Regions from separate parts of the Homo sapiens genome. Here region 2 is linked to region 1. A link is a loop called in an ENCODE intact Hi-C map of the cell type or tissue named here. Cell type or tissue: IMR-90. All regions are shown on one strand. Links, peaks and the distances in the headings refer to the core of each region. The heading gives the core; the rest is flanking DNA.

The links. A loop is a pair of places that touch in the nucleus more often than their neighbours do. Peaks named below come from ENCODE experiments on the same cell type or tissue, not always from the same donor. Only the 100,000 strongest peaks of a DNase experiment are listed, where the experiment ranks them.
Region 2: it touches region 1 in a loop (2.1-fold over the local background); 3 of 110 quality-filtered maps call a loop at or near these places.

Annotation. Positions count from the first base shown.
Region 1 is chr1:240,186,193-240,195,296 of GRCh38, forward strand. It overlaps FMN2 (formin 2), which reads left to right. Exons shown (of 18, transcript NM_020066.5): 4 at 2,015-2,070. Among named protein-coding and RNA genes, the nearest start is that of FMN2, 99 kb to the left of the region's middle. In IMR-90, for the core only: CTCF peaks have their summits at 3,367 (motif pointing left) and 4,783 (motif pointing right); DNase peaks (open chromatin) are centred at 4,919 and 8,079.
Region 2 is chr1:240,308,886-240,317,989 of GRCh38, forward strand. All of the region lies in intron 8 of FMN2 (formin 2), which reads left to right. Among named protein-coding and RNA genes, the nearest start is that of FMN2, 220 kb to the left of the region's middle. In IMR-90, for the core only: no CTCF peak of the experiment used is centred there; DNase peaks (open chromatin) are centred at 1,526 and 4,236; H3K27ac peaks cover 904 bases.

The DNA of each region.
Region 1 (9,104 bases), core at 696-8,695:
ATATTGTCTCTTGTAAAATCCTTACTCTCTCTTTCTCTGCCCAGGATACCCCACTTTTCCTGGTGGAACCCACTTTCATGTTCTTATCATTGTTTTGATCTTTCATTTATTCTTTCATTCACTCCTACAATTACTCAACAAATATTTTAAGCACCTACTAAGTACCAGGCACTATTTGGATGTGGGGGACACAACAAGAGGAAAAACTGACAAAAATTCTTGCTTTCACAGAGTTTATGTTCTAGTGGAATAAGAGGTATAAATAAGTAGGCAACCAAATGCATTATGGAGTATATGGTGTGATGATCCAGGTTACGAAGAAAGTAAGGGTGAGTGTGTGCTGAGTGCCAAGGAGTGGGTGGGGTCGCTGCTTGAGCAAAGCCCCGAAGGAAGCAGCCACAGAGTGGGGCTTGCAGATTTTGGGAAGAAGAGTGAGTGCAGTGCTCTGGGCAGAGGCAGTAGCCACTGTGGCTTTGGCGGCCCTATGGAAGAAGCATGACTGGTGTGTGACAAGACAAGTAAGCTGGCCAGGGTGGCTGGCCTGGTGAGCAAGTTGGGACAGATGGAGGTGGGTAGAGAGGCTAGGGAGTAACAGTAGTTGAAACCAGGCCTTGTGGGTCCCTGTGGAGACAGATTCTCATCTGAGTGAAATGAAAACTTTCATTGTAGCTTAACAGTATGTTAAGCTGTTTAAATACTAAATGCCTTTTATTTTTCTGTAGCATTGTCACATATATCAGCTACCATGTGGCTAAATTGGAAATGTCAAAATGACCATAAAGAGTGACTGCTGGCCGAGCACGGTGGCTCATGCCTGTCATCCCAGCACTTTGGGAGGCCAAGGCGGGCGGATCACGAGGTCAGGAGTTCGAGACCAGCCTGGCCAACATGGTGAAACCCCGTCTGTACCAAAAAAAAAAAAAAAAAATTAGCTGGGTGTGGTGGCGGGTGCCTATAATCCCAGCTATTCGGGAGGCTGAGGCAGGAGAATCGCTTGAACCCAGGAGGCGGAGGTTGCAGTGAGCCAAGATCGCGCCGTTGCACTCCAGCCTGGGTGAAAGAGCGAAACTCCATCTCAAAAAAAAAAAAAAAAAAAAAAGAAAAGAAAAAAACAAAACCAAAAACAGTGACTGCTGTACCTTGTGTCCAGGGTCTGGTCTGCATGCCAGTCAGGGGTGCAACGCGACAGTCAGGAGATATAAACTCTCGTCTTCACCTTGCCAACAACCACTTGCATTATGGGCTTTGAATTTCTCATCTGAAAGGTGCAGAGGATGGATGAGATTAGTGGTTTTTCAGGCTCTGATTCATGGAGCATGAGGAATTCCTTGAAGGCCCTTTCATTTTTATTTTTATCCTAAAGGCCCTTTTATTTTTAAATTTGCACACAAGCTTCACTTAGAAGAAAGTGCCCTCTCGCTTACGAAAAGAAATCCCTGACTTGGTTATGCCTTAGGTCTTTTTAGAATGATGAATTTGCAGTCTCATAGAATCTCAGATGACATGAGGACTAAAAGAGAAAAACTGCTTCAGAATCCCTTCTTACTCAGTGTCTCTTGGTGACAGTGTTCGTTATCTCTTGTTGAAATCAAGGGGCAATTTGACAACAGTTAGATGAGGCTTTTGAGCTCCCATCCTTCAACCTTGGTGAAGTGGCTTCTATCGTGATACAGACTTCAGCTAAGTGAATAATATAATCTGTGAAAGTCTTAGAAGGACTTTCTGGCACAATTTAGAAACTAGCAATCGAGACAAATAAGGATAGTTGATATATAGAGAAGGGCATAGGAATATCCCAATTTTTAAAAATGACATGAGCATTCTCATTGTATGTATTATATATATTGAAAAGTAGTCATATCCTAATAACCCAGTTATATAATTGGAAGAGAGACTGGATATTTTTTGGTACTTATGGTTAATGATATATTTTAGTGAAAGTTTTATTTTCTGATTGAAGAAATAGGAAAATTGTCCTTTAAGATACTGACTGTCTGCTTCCTTTCCAATCTAGAATCTCAATCTGCTGTTTCAGAAACTCCCCAAAAACGCTCAGATGCTGTCCAGAAGGTAAGATGATCTTATTAGGATGTCAGATTCCCATCTGTCTTATTTGTCTTAAGATTGTGACAGACTCTGCGATTTATCTTTCCATCTGCCCGGCTGGCTAGGATGCCCTTGTTTTCCCTAAGCCTGCAGTGGAATCCAGTCAGGCAGAAGGGGATGTTTTCTTCCATTTATTTTTTGCATACAAAATCAGCCTTGAAATGGAACTGAGTACAAGCTTTTCAGAAGCTGTTTTATTCTATATCCAGCCAAAGAGTTGGGCCCAATAACAGCGGGCTCCAGCAGGAAACGGTGGCCACTCCAGGGAGAAGTCTGCGAGATGTGCCTGCTCAAACAGTCCCATGGCTATGATCTTTAAAAAGAAATCTGTCAGAGCTTTGCTAAAGTCAAATAAGGTTCTTATTACTTTGGTGGATGAAACATTAATTAGTATCTGTTTAATTTCCAGGAAACTATTTTTTTTCTGTTACTGTATTAGTCCGTTTTCACACTGCTGATAAGGGTGTACCCAAGAATGGGCAATTTACAAAAGAAAGAGGCTTATTGGACTTACACTTCCACATGGCTGGGGAGGCCTCACAAGTTCATGGTGGAAGGCAAGGAGAAGCAAATCACATCTTATGTGGATGGCAGAAGGCAAAAAAGAGCTTGTGCAGAGAAACTCCCATTTTTAAAACCATTAGATCTCGTGAGACCCATTCACTATCATGAGAAGAGCATGGGAAAGATCAGCCCCCATGATTCAGTCATCTCCCACCAGGTCCCTCCCACAACATGTGGGAATTATGGGAGCTACAAGATGAGATTTGGCTGGGGACACAGAGCCAAACCATATCAGTTACCAAAGAAGCCAAATTTTGTGGGTTTTTTTTTCTTACGCTAAAATGCAAGCTATGCTAAAATGGATTTCTTATTAAAAAAAAAAAACTGCAAGAAAGGAAACGTGTATGGAATAGTAATTGTGGATAGCAATTGCTCTTTTGGATATAAAACCATTGCTTACAAACCAATTTACATTTTCACCCAACTATGCTTTTGTCAGTAACTTAGTATTAGAAATGAACAGTAAAAAGATGTGTTCTGTTCTGTTGGTGGTCTAGGAGAAAATGAGGAGACACATACTTGGGTTTTACACCCGGATCTATTTCTGATTAGTGTGATGACAACAAGCTTAGATTACCTGGGACATAGGGTTCTTCTCTGTAAAATTAAATTATTGCTGATCTCTGATAACTCATCAAATAAAGTAACTTCCCTTTAGAAAAGAATCCCTGTGTTATACATGAAAGTTGTGCTCCCCCTGGAGGAGAAATTGGGGTACAACATTGGTTGAAAACAGCACCTGGGTGCTTTTCAAAAATGCGGCTAGGTTAGCTATCCTTAAGGACAGTTCATTGAAAAAGCAAGTTTTTCCAGCTTATTGTTATGGGAGCAGAGGGCTACATCAACTTGGTGGCACTTGGAGAGGCACGGTGGGCTCAACTGATGGTTCCTTAATTATCTGCAATGATTAGCCCACAGCGAATAAGAGAAAGAAAGATAAAAAGGTAAAAAGAAATAGTAAAGTCAGCAGTTATTAAGAAAGATAGTACCCTCAAATCTTCCCTCACTTTTTAAGCCTTTTTTTTGGTGTGGAAAGCATGGCTAAATTGTGATTTAAAGGGATACATTAAGTTTTTCTAAATTCTTATGTTCAGGACGTATATGAATCAATTGTTACATACGATAATGTCAAAGAGAACCTGAACAGGAAGTATTTGATAATATCAACAATGATAAAACATGTACAGCATTGCTTTCTATATTATGCTATTTCAAGATACATATTCATGTGTGTAACATTATAGTGTTTTTCCTGAGCGATGGACCATGGTAAAATATATTGCAATAAGCAGAAAACCTAATGGAGTAGGTTATTTAAAAACACTTGATTTTACAACTTGAAGACTCAAGGGTGAAATAGATTGAATAAATGTTACATCTTATCCTTGTTGACAGTGAAGTGTCTGGAAGTCAGGAAAATTAATTGAGAGGGAACAATATTTGGAAGCAATCGATTTTAAGCACCCGACAATGACATCACTTACTTTTGGAATCATTAACTCTTTGTCATACATTTATTTTACGGGCTGATTCTTTTCTTAGATGATATGGATATGTTTCATGACAGGCTAAAGTAACTGGCCGTAAAGGGGATAGGGAAAACTCAAATTAATTGTCAACCTACTGTATACCTGTTCTTTTACTCTATTACCTTAAGAAATCCTCACAATAATCCTTTAAAGTAACTATTATAATGCGCATTTAACTGCTAAAGAAAATGATTATATGAGTTAAAATAACTTGCATCAGATCACAAACTTGATAAAGGGTAGGCTCGCTATTTGAGTACAGATCTGTTTGATTTTATACTTATACTATGATAAAAATTATACTTTTACATGGGTAATCACCCGATGCCAAAATCGTCAGATGAATGAGATGAGATTCTAAATTTATTTTATTATATGTAAACTCTACCATGTATCAGTTGGATGTCCAGATACATTATAGAGGCAAATAGGTATATTAGTTCACTTATACATTTTGAAGTTTTACTAGAACTTTGATGTGCTAAGTTGTGTTAATTTTACTAACTTTAGTGCTTTGTTATTATGTAAAAAAAATTATTTTTCATGGAAAGTCCTTGCTTTTTCCTTCTTAGTCACTAGATGGCAGTTCTGTATCTCTAAATGCAGCTGGAAATGAGAGGTTTGAAGGCAGTTTTCTCAGTATGAATGATGAACCTAAGAGATTTTTCTGGTCCATCAGCGTTGCCTGCGTTCTTCTGTGGTCGTAATGTGAGATCCCCAGGACTGCTTAGTCAGAGGCTTGCAGCCGAGTTGGAAAGCATCCTCTCTAAGTTATTCTTCAGATGTGTGTTCAGACACCTGTTCTCTCAATCTGAGCACATTGGAATTTATTGAATGAGTTTTGACTTTTACTCTTTCTGTAGTTAATAATTCTGAGAGTGCGATATCCCTAGAAAAAACACATGACTCATAAAGCCTTTCCTCAACTCACAGGAGTAGAAGGCTGTGGTGTTGCCAGAGAGTCTGATGCTTAAAGCAAATACAGCTGGCACTCAAGTGAAAAGAACGGACTGTAGCTACTCCTTGAATGCTTTTATTGATGACCCTGTGGAATTAGGTTTTCAAATAAAATTACATTCTTGAGACCTCACTTACTGATTATTTTAATTTCAAGTAATATGCTCTGAAAATCTGCTCTATCTGAAGAATTATGTCATAAAACTGAAATGCGACTGTCTTTTGATTCTGTTTATTAAAATCTTTGCCATTTGAAATATTTAAACTGTAAAGCCTTTTATACTCTGTAGTATATAATAGCTTAGTGTCAATTATTTTATCTAAGAACATTTGCTTCTAAGTTAAAGATTGGTGTATGGTAACATGCTTCACCTGGTAGCCACCTAGTTTCTAACTTTTTGCTTTTGAAATTATATATACAATTTTTGTTTCAAAGCATTTTTCTAAAACTCTTGGTATCTTTCTAATATACATGGACTAGCTGGAAGGGAAATAGAATAACATTTTGATTTTTAAAAACTCTAGCTTTGGGTAAGAATTGAAAATAACAGGTAATTGAAAGTCAGGTCTTTGAACATTATAATATTTATCATTTATCAATAGTCACATCTATTACAAAGTGCTAGACAATAAAAAGGAATTAGACGATATCAGCACTGTCTTCCCCCATATGTTGTATGATCTATATGCAAATAAATTCTCAAGTGTCAGAAAAACGCTTTGCTCTGATCAGCCCTACCGAGTCCCCTCATTGCCCAATCTAACTGCAAATTTATTTGAAGAAGTAAATATTTTTTTACTGGATCTCCTTAAAGTATCTGTTATAGTACTCTTTATGCAGTGGCCACTCAGTTCCATTAGTTTCAGAAATAATTTAGGAACAAGTCAAGGAAACAGATGGAGTAATGTGGAGTAGCCTTGTGGATGGTCTTGGTTACTCAGAAACAAAGTTTGAAGAGCAAAAGAAGCATTGGTCAGATCAAAAGAAAGTGGAGTAAAAGTGATTCTGAAGAAATAATGCTGGAGACTTAATAAAACAAGCCATTTGAATTGGGGTAGAATGTCTTAGACATATAGAAAGTTTCTAAAGAAACATTGTTGAGTATGAGGTCTTTCTCAACTCCAAGGCAAAAGGTAATATGAATTTGCAAAGTAATTGGAAACCAACAAAACAATAACCCACAAGACAAGTAAATAACTAAAATAAGGCGGAGTAAGAAATACAAGTCTTAAAGGAGATAGAGAGAGAGATACTTGGGTCTGAAACCATGAGTTAGTCATCCTTGAAGTCTTCCTCAGTGTCTAATCATTCTTAGGTCCTCAATAAATAGTTTAACCACTAAATACTCTGACCTAATGAGTCTGGGAAGGGGCAAGCGAGAGATGGTTAGGAAGGGAAGAGAAGACAGGATACCCTTAGGGCAGTGCTGACATTGAAGATAGGTAACATTTTGAAAGGTATTCACCATACTATGTTAAGAGAAAGAAAGGATTTTTTTTTTTTTGGTGTGGGAATAATTTTTATTCTGTAGAAACTCCAAGGAGCTCAGAGAAAAATATAGACGTTTTAGCTTAGAAATAATCACAAAAGAAACTCTTCTATGAGTTTTAAGAATGAAAACCAGCTAACATCTGGAAAGCAGTTAGAACTTGAGATGAGAATGTGAAGAAATAATTGGATGTCACAGATTGTTTTTGTTTTTCCTTGGGGTGGTCAGGCTTGGGGGTGAAATGAAGTAATATCTTTGCTCTATTGAGTTTTAGATGGTGTAAAACTAGTTTGCACTATGCAACATTATTAATGGCCTGTGGAGAAAGGCAAACAGTCCAAGCAGCTAATCCAATGGGGGTCGTGGAGCTGATAAAAGTTCTCTGCTTATAAAGGAGGCTTGTCCTTTATTGAACATCTGCTGACCTACTGTGTGCAAGGTATTTGTGGTAGATATTGAAGGAAATACGAAGAATTATAAGACAAAATCTTGGGTATTAAGAAGCAGACAGTTAGAAGAACATACCTCTTTCACGTACATGAAATGATTTGCGAGATGCAATGTAATTCTGCCAAGATAAACTTAACAAAAAGGGTGAAGGTTGTTGAGAGACTACAATTAAGGGCAATTTCTTAGGAAGGGTGAAATTTAGATCAAATCGTCATTTTTGGATAGATGGAGGGAAGAAGAGTGAGTATTTCAGATCAGAGAAGAGAGTAAAGGTAGAAAATTGGAAGTGAACATGGCACTGGGTGTGGGGCCAGGGAGAAGCGCAATAGTCCAGGTGACCTGAGAGGCAGCTCAGCTGGCAGCTGCCCTGGAGACCCAGGTTTTGCTTTCCTTCTCCCGGGCCTCCTTGGCCTGCAGCCTGACAGTGCCTTAACCCAGAGCCCAGTCTTATCTGGATTACTGCAGTATTCTCCCGATGGGTCTCTCTGCTTCCAGTCTTAACCCTTCTAATCTCTCCTCCACAATGCCTCCAGAGTTATCTTTCTAAAATCCAAATTTGCTGATGTCTGATATCTGCTTAGACTCATCCAGTGACTGCTCATAGCATTTGAGAAAATGTTCAGACTCCTGAGTTTGACACATGGGGTTTTCCCTTGCCATCCTCAGTCTTCAGCGTTATCACTCACTATTTCCTGTATGATTGGCTGGCTTGTTCCAACCCTAAAAAATACACTAGTTTTTTTGTTTTGTTTTGTTTTTGTTTGTTTTTTGTTGTTGTTGTTGTTTTTTTAATCTTTAGGATCCTTCATATCTGTCTTATACATGTTTCTTCTGCACTCCTCTTTTTAAAAATCTACTTCTATTTTTTAATCTAAATTTGTCTAAACTTGATTTTGTTCTAGACACTGGACTTGAGAAGACTCAGTCTAGGGTGCATTTCAGGAGTGGTAGAACATTTGCTTATATTCATACCATAGTGGTTGAGGATCTGGGCTTTGGACCAGTTTTCCTGGGCACAAATCCCAGTTATTCCACTTTTAACTGGGGAACTGTCAAAGATGAACAAAGTCAGACATTAGTTAAAATGGTAAGGACAGATTTTATATCAGTGGCAACTATTGCGCTAGGGAAGAGTCCAGCGTGAACTAAACTCAACTTTGATTTGTACAGAGGTGACCAAGCATTTTAAAGGGAGAATAAAGGAATAGGGAGAAGGGTGAGTGGAGGCTCAGGAGACTCAGAAGTGAAAAACTGCAAGGGTTCATTAGTGTAAATGAGATTAGGCCAGCTGTGTCTACTAACTGGCAGTTATAAGTTAGGAGTCTGTCCTCCGCCAGAGACTAGGAAAGAGGCCCCATCCTCAGGTGAAGGCTGAAACAGTAAGTTGTTTTGGCAGCCTTGAGTTTTCTTAGGCAGTAATTTAAAGAGCGGTAGGATTATCTTTGGGATGCAGCCTTTAGTTGGTAGAAACTATGTTAATGTTTGCTCAAGCCTTTACAGGCCAAGGCTAAGGCCTAGTTGAGAAGAGGGCTCAGAGGAGCCTGGCTAGAGCTTGATCAAGAAGAGAATCTTTGTTAGAATTTAAGAATAGCATTTTACTCTGTGTGCCTTAGTTTTCTCATCTATAAAATGGGTATAATAAGAATTCCTATCTCTACATTTTTTTTTTGTGAGTTTTAAATATATTTATGTAAAATGCTTTGGAGGAGTTCCTGGCACTCAAAATGTTAGCTCTTTATCATTATTGTTGTTATAGTTGAGCAATACTCTGGTTTTGAAAGTTGCTTTCATTGCATAGGTGGTCCTCATTATTCTTGGATTTGCATGTATTTGCGAACTCACCTACTTGCTAACATTTATTTGGAGCCCCCAAATCATATTCATATGGTGCTTTCACGGCCAATCACAAACACGCTCCAAGTGGCAAGAAATTTGAGTTGCTTGACGTGGACTTTCCCAGCTGATGTTGAATGAGGTGAAGCTCTGCTTTCTTCTTTCAGCTCTCATT
Region 2 (9,104 bases), core at 556-8,555, 120 kb after region 1:
TTAGCTGATAAGTGGAAGCAGCTTGGTAGAAAATGGGGCAATGAGAATTCTGTGGTTATGTTAGGTTTGAGTGGTCTGTTCCTTCATAATTGATATGCAGACACAGGGGTCTAGTAGTCTCAAGGCAGAAGGTGGAGAGTGAGGGTATGAGTGTTAGAAAGTCTAACAGTATGGGTTCAATTGGGACATAAACCACAGACTAATATAAGCAGAAGAGTTTATTATAATGAATGATTAACCTATGATGGAAGAGTACAAGAATATAGTGATAACTTTAACAGCACCCTAGGGATGAGTAAGCATACCCAAGTTCGGATAAGCTTGGAAGGGGGTCCCCTCTCTAAGACTGGGGTGCAGATTTCATTGGAGAAGGTGTGTTTGCAGCCCACTGGTTTGCCTGGGCCATAGCTGGTCACGTCTCTGGGCAAGCAAGAAAACACACTTCTGGGGGCAGGTGAACTCTAGCTAGTGGGCAGGCATGCAGGAGTTAGGATGCTACAGTGAACGTGAAGCCCAGAGTGTACAGTATCTATGTAGGGAGGGCCCAGGAAACAAACCTCAGGGCACAGGCAAGCCTTGGCTGGTGCAGGTGCACAGTGCGTGGTGTCTGCATTGGAGGCAAACTGGTCACTGAGTCTAGGTCAGGACTGCAAGGTTGCCAAAGGGCTCTGCACTCCGGGTATGCTGCTGGGGTGTGGCAGAGCACCCCCAGATGTCATTATACACCCACACCGCTGACCAATTGTGCTGCAGAAAAGGCAAACTGCATACCAGAGTCAGGAAGAGGACCCCCTTCCTCTAGCAGTGCCCCTCCATCACCTCCTACTGGCAAAGCATAACCTCATATTCACTGTAAAGGGGGACCGGGAGCTGCTGAGTCCAGTCCGTTATCTCGGATTCAGTTCTAGAAGGCAAACTGAGGGATGAGAGGCAGTAACTGGCACAGATGGTAGGGAGGGTTGAGGTTTTAGGAGGTATGGTCTCATCTGGCATGACAGTCACGTGTGTTTGTGACTTAATATGGTAGGTGTCATGCTCATATGAAAGTGTCTCTAGAAACAAAAAGTGACATGCACGGGCTTAGACTTGGCTTGAGTCCTCTTTGGAAATCTTTCCAACTTTATCATGTTGGTGTAATGGTAATTATTAACTTCAGGTCTGACACAGTGTTTGAAAGATAGCTGAATAGTCTTAATTTTGCCTTAATAGTTTAATAATAACATTTGAGGGTACATGTGAATTTTATCTAGAAAAAATAAACATATTTAAACTCAATTTTTAAATTAAATATATGGGTAATAATCTTATTTGGCATTCCACTTCTTATCCTTGAAGAAAAAAATATCGCTAACCTAAATCCTTTCCCATAAATACAACACACTTTCTTTTTGCCAGATGCTTAAATGTCATTGGTCTGTTTTAAAGTAATTCTATTTGATCTCTGTGAAACAGATGGAAGTATTTGTTATACAAACCTTATTTAGAATGTAATCTTTTTTTCTCTCCTGATTGCATATGTTTGGCAGTGAGCTTTCTCTTCTAGATGTGAATGAATCTTGGTTAGCCTCCAAATCTAAACACACCCTAATTTCAAAAACCACAATCCTGAGGACTCAATTCCTGTTTACTGAGGAATTAAAACCTAGAGAAACCACATAGTTACTAAATGCAGTACAACCTAGTGAGTTTTTAAAAACAAAAATCATTACAGTTTATTTAGGGTTATTGACTGTCATTAAGTTCAGAGAGTAAGATCTTTTCCTAAGCAGTATATAATATTTACAGTTGGTTAACTATATCTATTGCTTCTGAATCTTGAAATATACTCCTTATATGGCAAAGTGAGCTTGTGAGGTGGATAGGAAGCAGTAGACTGTGGTGTGGGGAATGAGGGAGCAGATGAGGAAAATTACTCATTTTTTTAAGTGTGTTGAATGACTAACTTCAATTCAAAAATGTGTCTGTTAAAATATTCATGTATAACTATCAGTTGCATTGTGTTTTTCTGAAAATCATTTTTTTCTTTCTTTCATATTTAAGAAACAAATAAACAAAAAATCTTAAGTATTCAACCAGACCAAAACCTGGACATGAATACTATTAGCAGTTCAACTGAAGAAAAATACATGAAAAAAGATAGGAAGGGAAAAAATTCAACACCCCCTTTGTCATTAAACAGTTCTAATCCAATTAGAAGGAAGAAAAAAAAGCAGGTAAAGTAGAAAGAATTAGAGATCTAAATTTACACTTCTCAGGATTGGATTTCACAGGCATACTTTATAGTTTTAGCAATCTTTGCTTAAAGATTACTAGGGTAGTAGTTGACATACCATAAACTTGAATCTGGAAGAAGGGTATCATGCATGCCACATGATACAGCATCCTCAAAAGTGTATACCATATTACATTAGTGAAAATGAATTGGATTAACTGTTCTGTGTTCCCATAACTTCCTAGAGGAATTTAATTGATTCATGTTTTAAGCAACATTTAATCATCAGTTTCTTCAAACAAAAATGAGAGGAGTATTGACTTTCCCCACATAGCTGTTTTAAAACCATACTCTCAAATTTCATTGTTTTATTGAGTTGGTTCATGGAATCCCTGCAAGTATGCTCATTTTCAACCATAAACGTGCTTAAGGTGAATTTCAGAATTAAAAAAAAAGAAAAGCTTTGGATCTTGAATCACTTACAGATTGACTCTATAAACTTAATAAAAAATCAGAAATTATATTTCTTTCTTGTTAATCTAAGGTGTGACACTGCCTGTCACATCATAAAATTATTGACTGATTTTTTGATAGTTATGCTTCTTTTGGATAAACCAACTATATTGCATAAATTCCTGGAAAATGAAAATTAAAAGATTAACACAGCTGCATTGGAAATATGTGGAAATAAATGATCCGGGATTGTTCTTATATGTCGTTCCTGTTATTTTACTTTATTTTATTAAGAGACAAGGTCTCGCTCTCTTGGCCAGGCTGGAGTGCAGTGGTGTGATCATAGCTCACTACAGCCTTGAACTGCTGAACTCAAGTGATCCTCTTGCCTCACCCTCTCAAATAGCTGGAACTACAGGCATGCATCACCATGCTGGCTTTCTCTTATTTTAATATGATATTTTTCTTTTATTAGTTGACATCCAAAAGGCTGACATTGTAGAGCAGAGAGCAGTTTCATGTTCACATTGTGGAATTTATGGCCATTTACTTTTTGTAGGCGGGTAGGTTCTCTGAGCACTTCTCCTTCACATTTGTTTTTAGTTTTGCATGGTCCGTCCACTTTACCATCTTGTAGCCCTCTGCTCTCCAGCCACCCACCCCCTTTTAGTTTCTCAAAACCATGCAGATCCTACCACTAGAACAGCACTGACAAAAGGTGTTCCTTCAGGCAGGAGATTTCCACTTACCATCTCCTTCTAGTAAAAGTCTCCTGAATCTTCAGTTGTCATTCTTTTCTTCCTTAGGAATTCTTTGTATCAAATCCTTCCATTTCAGGCTCATACAGCAACATGCACCTTGTCTTTAGAATGCTTGTAAACCTAGACATTGTACGCATATTCACTTTTCTTTACTCCCATTCTCTCTGATCTGATGAAAGTTCTGTTGTTTTTCCTTAGTATTGTATCTCCTTGGCACATAGTAAGCACTACAAAAAACATTTACCAGATGAATGCAAATAATTGTTTATGGCAGTTAGAACGCTACCCTTGACAAGTTCTCTTAAATAGAATTTCTTTTAAAATACCAGGGCTTTGATCATGATTTTAATGATGGCATTGTTTCTTGGAAGAAAGAGTAATTCTGTGATCAGATGTTCCACAAAGTACATTTGATTATCAGTGTTTACTTTTACATTTGAAATAAAGACTATTGCTTTCTTGGTCATTGTAACAGAAAGCAGAGTAACAATGTATTATAGAATCTGTTAGCCCAAGGAAAATGCACTTCTCGAACTGATCAGATCGCTGCCCTACACACTTTACCTCCACACTTATCAATTTGCACATCAAGATTAGTGTTTTCCTTATATGTCAATGCAAAAGACTTAAGAGATTATTTTTAGAACTCCCCAGCACTTCTTCCTGTTCCTGACCTTTTCCTTCTCCTTACCCACCCATGCATCTTGTTCTGAAGTACAAGGCTCAATACAGAAATTAATCCCTTGGAATTTGCTATGTCACTTCCTATTGCAACATTTGCTTTTTAGATGACCAGTTACCACTTACCCTTTCTTTTGGGAGGTCTTTACTAAGTGAGCTGTCTACAAAACGATGAGTCGTCCTGGATGGGTGTTGTTAGAGCAGGCCATTAGTTCTCCATTCTACCCATCCGATGCTTCCTTTTTCTCCCATCCAAGTGGGAACCACTGATGCTTCCTTTTTCTAACAAATATGCATAACGCCCTTTTCACTATTCTGAAAAGAAATGTATGGATAATAAATCTATATACATAACTTAAGTCACCTAATGTCTGACACTTAATATAAAGTAGTGCAGTAATGTATAATATTATATGATGTATTTAAGTATGTGAATGCTTATGTGTGATTGAACCAGAAGATATAAGGAAGTACATATTTGTTAAGGTATTTATAATCACCTTGAATACAATATCTAACAATGGTTTTATCACCATTAATGAGATTTTCCAAAATAGTCAACAGTAAATTTGAAGTAGAGTTTTTCTTAGATACTGCAGCATGGTTTTATTCCTGGACAGCTCTGTGTACCTTAAAATATGATATAAGATATTTAATTAATATTAAAATAATGTATATAAAATAGTGTATACTGCCCGGGCACGGTGGCTCATACCTGTAATCCCAGCACTTTGGGAGGCTGAGGCAGGTGGATCACTTGAGGTCAGGAGTTCGAAACCAGCCTGGCCAACCTGGTGAAACCCCGTCTCTACTAGAAATACAAATACAAAAATTAGCTGGGCGTGGCGATGTGTGCCTGTAGTCCCAGCTACTCAGGAGACTGAGGCAGGAGAATTGCTTGAACCCAAGAGGTGGAGGTTGCAGTGAGCCAAGATTGAGCCACTGCACACTTCAGCCTGGGCAACAGAGCAAGACTCTGTCTCAGAAAAAAAATAGTGTATGTTAACATCCTGAAAAATATTTAACGTGTACATTTTTTTTCAAATTATGCTTTTGTACATAAAAAGCTACTAAGGAAGATGCTGGTATCTATTACTGTCCTCTGCAAGGAAAAAGTAATTTTGTTGGGGAGCTACAATATGCATACAATTTTAATTATCATATAAGAATTCCACTGCTAGCATTCTATGAATAGTAGTTTAACAGAAAACACATCATAAGGCACTTTAAGTACCAACCTTAAAAAAGGGGGAGTAGATCATAAAGACTGTGGTGTTTTGGGAGGGGAAATATGGCATCCATCTGTAGCAAGGAGTGCAAATATTGCTTGAATTGAAAGGAGAGAAAGGGAGAAAGGGAGGGTTGCTGTATTACGTCTATGCCAGATTCACATTTCCCTCAGAAATGCTAGGTTCAACTACTGACCTATTTTAAATCACAGGCCTGTCTTCAATATGTACTGACCTGAAATGAAAAAATAGTCCAAATTTCTACTTTTTAAAAAGAGAGAGGAAAGAGGAGAAGCAAAAGGATCACTGTTATTGTTGTCCTCCTCAAGTTCTTTATAAAAATAGCTGGAGAATAAATCCTTAATAAATGTAAAAATTTTGGAATACTTTCATGTTCGTTTCATCCTAGCTTTGATCCTTGCCGCTATTTTTCCTCATGTTTTCAGTTCTAAATGTAAACCTGTTTGATAATGGAAACCCTTGTTTGCTTCTCCTTTTATTATGACTTTTTTTGGTTTCTCAGGAGGTCTTTGCTCAGGAGAACATGAATTGCACATCCTTGTGTGTGGTGTTGAATTGTTTGTAAGTTCCCTGTCTGCCTCTACCAGCCATTGTTTTTACATAAATTCTGTTCTTCTGTGATCTGCCTCGTTTGTCTCTTTGAGAACATTAACAAGCCTTTTAGCTTAGTGGAATACAAAAGTGTTTCCTGCGCATTCACTCTTTAATAACTATTCAGCTCTTCTGGGAGGACAGTTTCTTCTGACACACATAGAGTAAACATTTTCCAGTAATTTTCCTTGATGGCAGGCAAGCATTAGGGAAATGGTGCAGTTGGCTAGCAACCCCAGTAAATTTTGCCAACCTGATGCCATAAATGTTCACTAGGCTGTCTTCAAATTCCTTTATTCTGCTGATGTTACAGGAATGGACTTAAGACTAAGCATATTGTAGTTTATATATAAGACTTTCAGGTTTGGCCTGTGTGGTCATATAAGGTAGAGGTTTTTGAATGGTAGCAAACATAATTGTTCTCATGCCTGCTAAAAACCTTGGTTATGACTAAAGCTGGATCCTAACTTAAAATTATGCATGAACAGTAAAAACATTTGATGGTTTTGATGTATTATGTTTGATAGGGTCATCAACCTTCCCTTCTTACTTCCCATGATTGCAACAACTGAAATTTAACTGGGCAATAAATTTATTAAAGGAATAAATAGTCAACTCTCTTAATAAGGATGTAGAACTCCTATCATGTTTTTCTTCACTGAACTTATTTAGGAACTTGAGTGATTCCAGATGGTATTACATGAGTATTTGGCTCTGAATTTCTTGTTTTCTCACATTTGCCAACATACAAGTGTTCAAGACTTTCAGGTCCCTGAGGAGCTGTTCAGCCATTGGATATACAACTTTAGGTTGCTATGGTATATTTGATCATTCTTTTGAAAGTTCTCCTCAGTCCTTGGCATTTTAAAATATGAAAATTATTTAATGTAACCCGGAGAAGAAAGATCTGTGGAGCTGTAGTGTGTGAGTCAGTGGACCATAAAATGTAGATCTCTTGAAAAGCTAGTTTTCAAGATGAGACGAGATCAACAAGTAGTATATAGACCACCCATAAACTCTTGAATGTGGAATGTGTAAAAATGTATTTAAGTGGCCCTTTAATAATGCAAAAGTATTTTCCCTTAAATGTGCTGGGAAGTCCCCAGTCCAACACACAAAAGGCCATTTCATGCATAACATATATATAGGGTTTTTACATACTCAAATAAAATGAGAGAACCAAACCACGAGATCTTTTTTCCCCTCCAATAAATATTTAGAGTGAACCTACTGTGTGCCAGGCACTGTTCTAGGTGTTGGTATTACAAAAATGAATCTTATATTCACCTCTTTGAAGAGCTTTGGATGTAATGTGGATGACAAACATGAAACCAAATAATTAAAACCTATTGTTCTTAAGTGCTAGATAGAGTTCTTTGGAAAGAGTGGGGCAGTTGCTGAAAAGGCAACAAGGACTTGATCTTCGGGGAGGTAGAAGGATGTTCATAGAGAGGCAGTATCTGGGATTGTTCTTAAATGTTGGTCAATAATATGCTGCAGAGAAGAGATAAAGACCCAGCAGATGGAGCAGTATGATCAAAGGCATGGATGTAAAAATCTATAATGTGTTTTAGGTGAGGAATTTTGTGTTGCTGACAAGTAGTGCCTAGGGAAATGGGAGTCAGAGGAGGGGCAGGGATTGAGACTGGCAGGGATGGATGTGGACAGGTTGCTGTGGGGTAGCAATGAGAGTGAGAGGGAGAAGTCTGTTTCTAAGATGTTTTTCAGGGGAAGACTCAACAGGAAATGTTGGTAACAGGATGTGGGAGACAGGAGACCATACACAGGCTTCTTTCTTGGGTATTTGGATCACCATAGCTGGGATTGGATGTTCAAAATGATGAACAGATTTGGGGACAAAATAGAACGGATGATCAATGGCTCATTTTGTTTTTTTTCTTTCAAGTTTTTATTTTAGACTCATTATAGATTCAGAGGACTTTGTAAAAATAGTACACTGTGTCCCATATACCCAGTTTTCCCCAATGATAGCATCTTATAAAACTATAGTATAACATCAAAACCTGGAAAATTACATTGGTATGATCCGTGGACCTTTTTTAGATTTCACCAATTTTGCATGCACTCCTACTGGGTGTGGGCATCATGTACACACATATGCATGTACAGTTCTATGCACTCGTGTCACATGTTGATTCCTATAATTATCAGCACAATCAAGATGTAAAACAGGACGAGTGGGTGGCTCATGCCTGTAATCCCAGTACTTTGGGAGGCTGAGGCGGGCTGATCACGAGGTCTATCACAAGGTCAAGAGATTGAGACCATCCTGGCCAACATGGTGAAACCCTGTCTCTACTAAAAGTAAAAAATTAGCTTGGTGTGGTGGCACGCACCTGTAGTCCTAGCTGCTCAGGAGGCTAAGGCAGGAGAATTGCTTGAACCCAGGAGGCAGAGGTTGCAGTGAGCCGATATCATGCCACTGCACTCCAGCCTGGGGAGACTCCATCTAAAAAGAAAAAGAAAAGAAAGATGTAAAATGATTCCATCACCCAAAACCATGACCCAAAAGATCCCTTGTGCTACCCCCTTGTAATTACACCATCTCTTTCTCCATCCCTAACCCCTGGTAGTTAATAATCTGTTTCCATCGCTATAATTTTGTCATTTTGAGAATGTGACATAAATGGAATCATACGGTATATAACCTTTTAAGATTAGCTTTTTTCCACTCAGTATAATTTCCATGAGATCCACTCAAGTGTTGAGTGCCTCAGTAGTTCATTTCATTTTATTGTTGAGTAGTATTTCATGGTATGAACATACTAACATTTGTTTAATCTTTCACCTACTGAAAGGCATTTGGGGTGTTTTGAGTTTTTGGGTATTACACACAAAACTGTTATGAACATGTATGTACATAATTTTTTGCATGTCGACTTAAGTTTTCTTTTTTTGTGTGATAAATGCCCAGGACTGCAATTGTTGTGTTACAAGTTGTGTATATTTACGTTTTAAGAAACTGACAAACTGTTTTCCAGAATGGTAGTACCATTTTCCATTCTCAGCAGCAATATATGAGAGGTCCAATTTTGCTGCATCCCTGGTATGGTTACTAATTTTTATTCTAGCTGTTACAATAGATTTGTAGTGATAGTCCATCATGATTTTAATTTGCATTTCCTTAATGGTCAA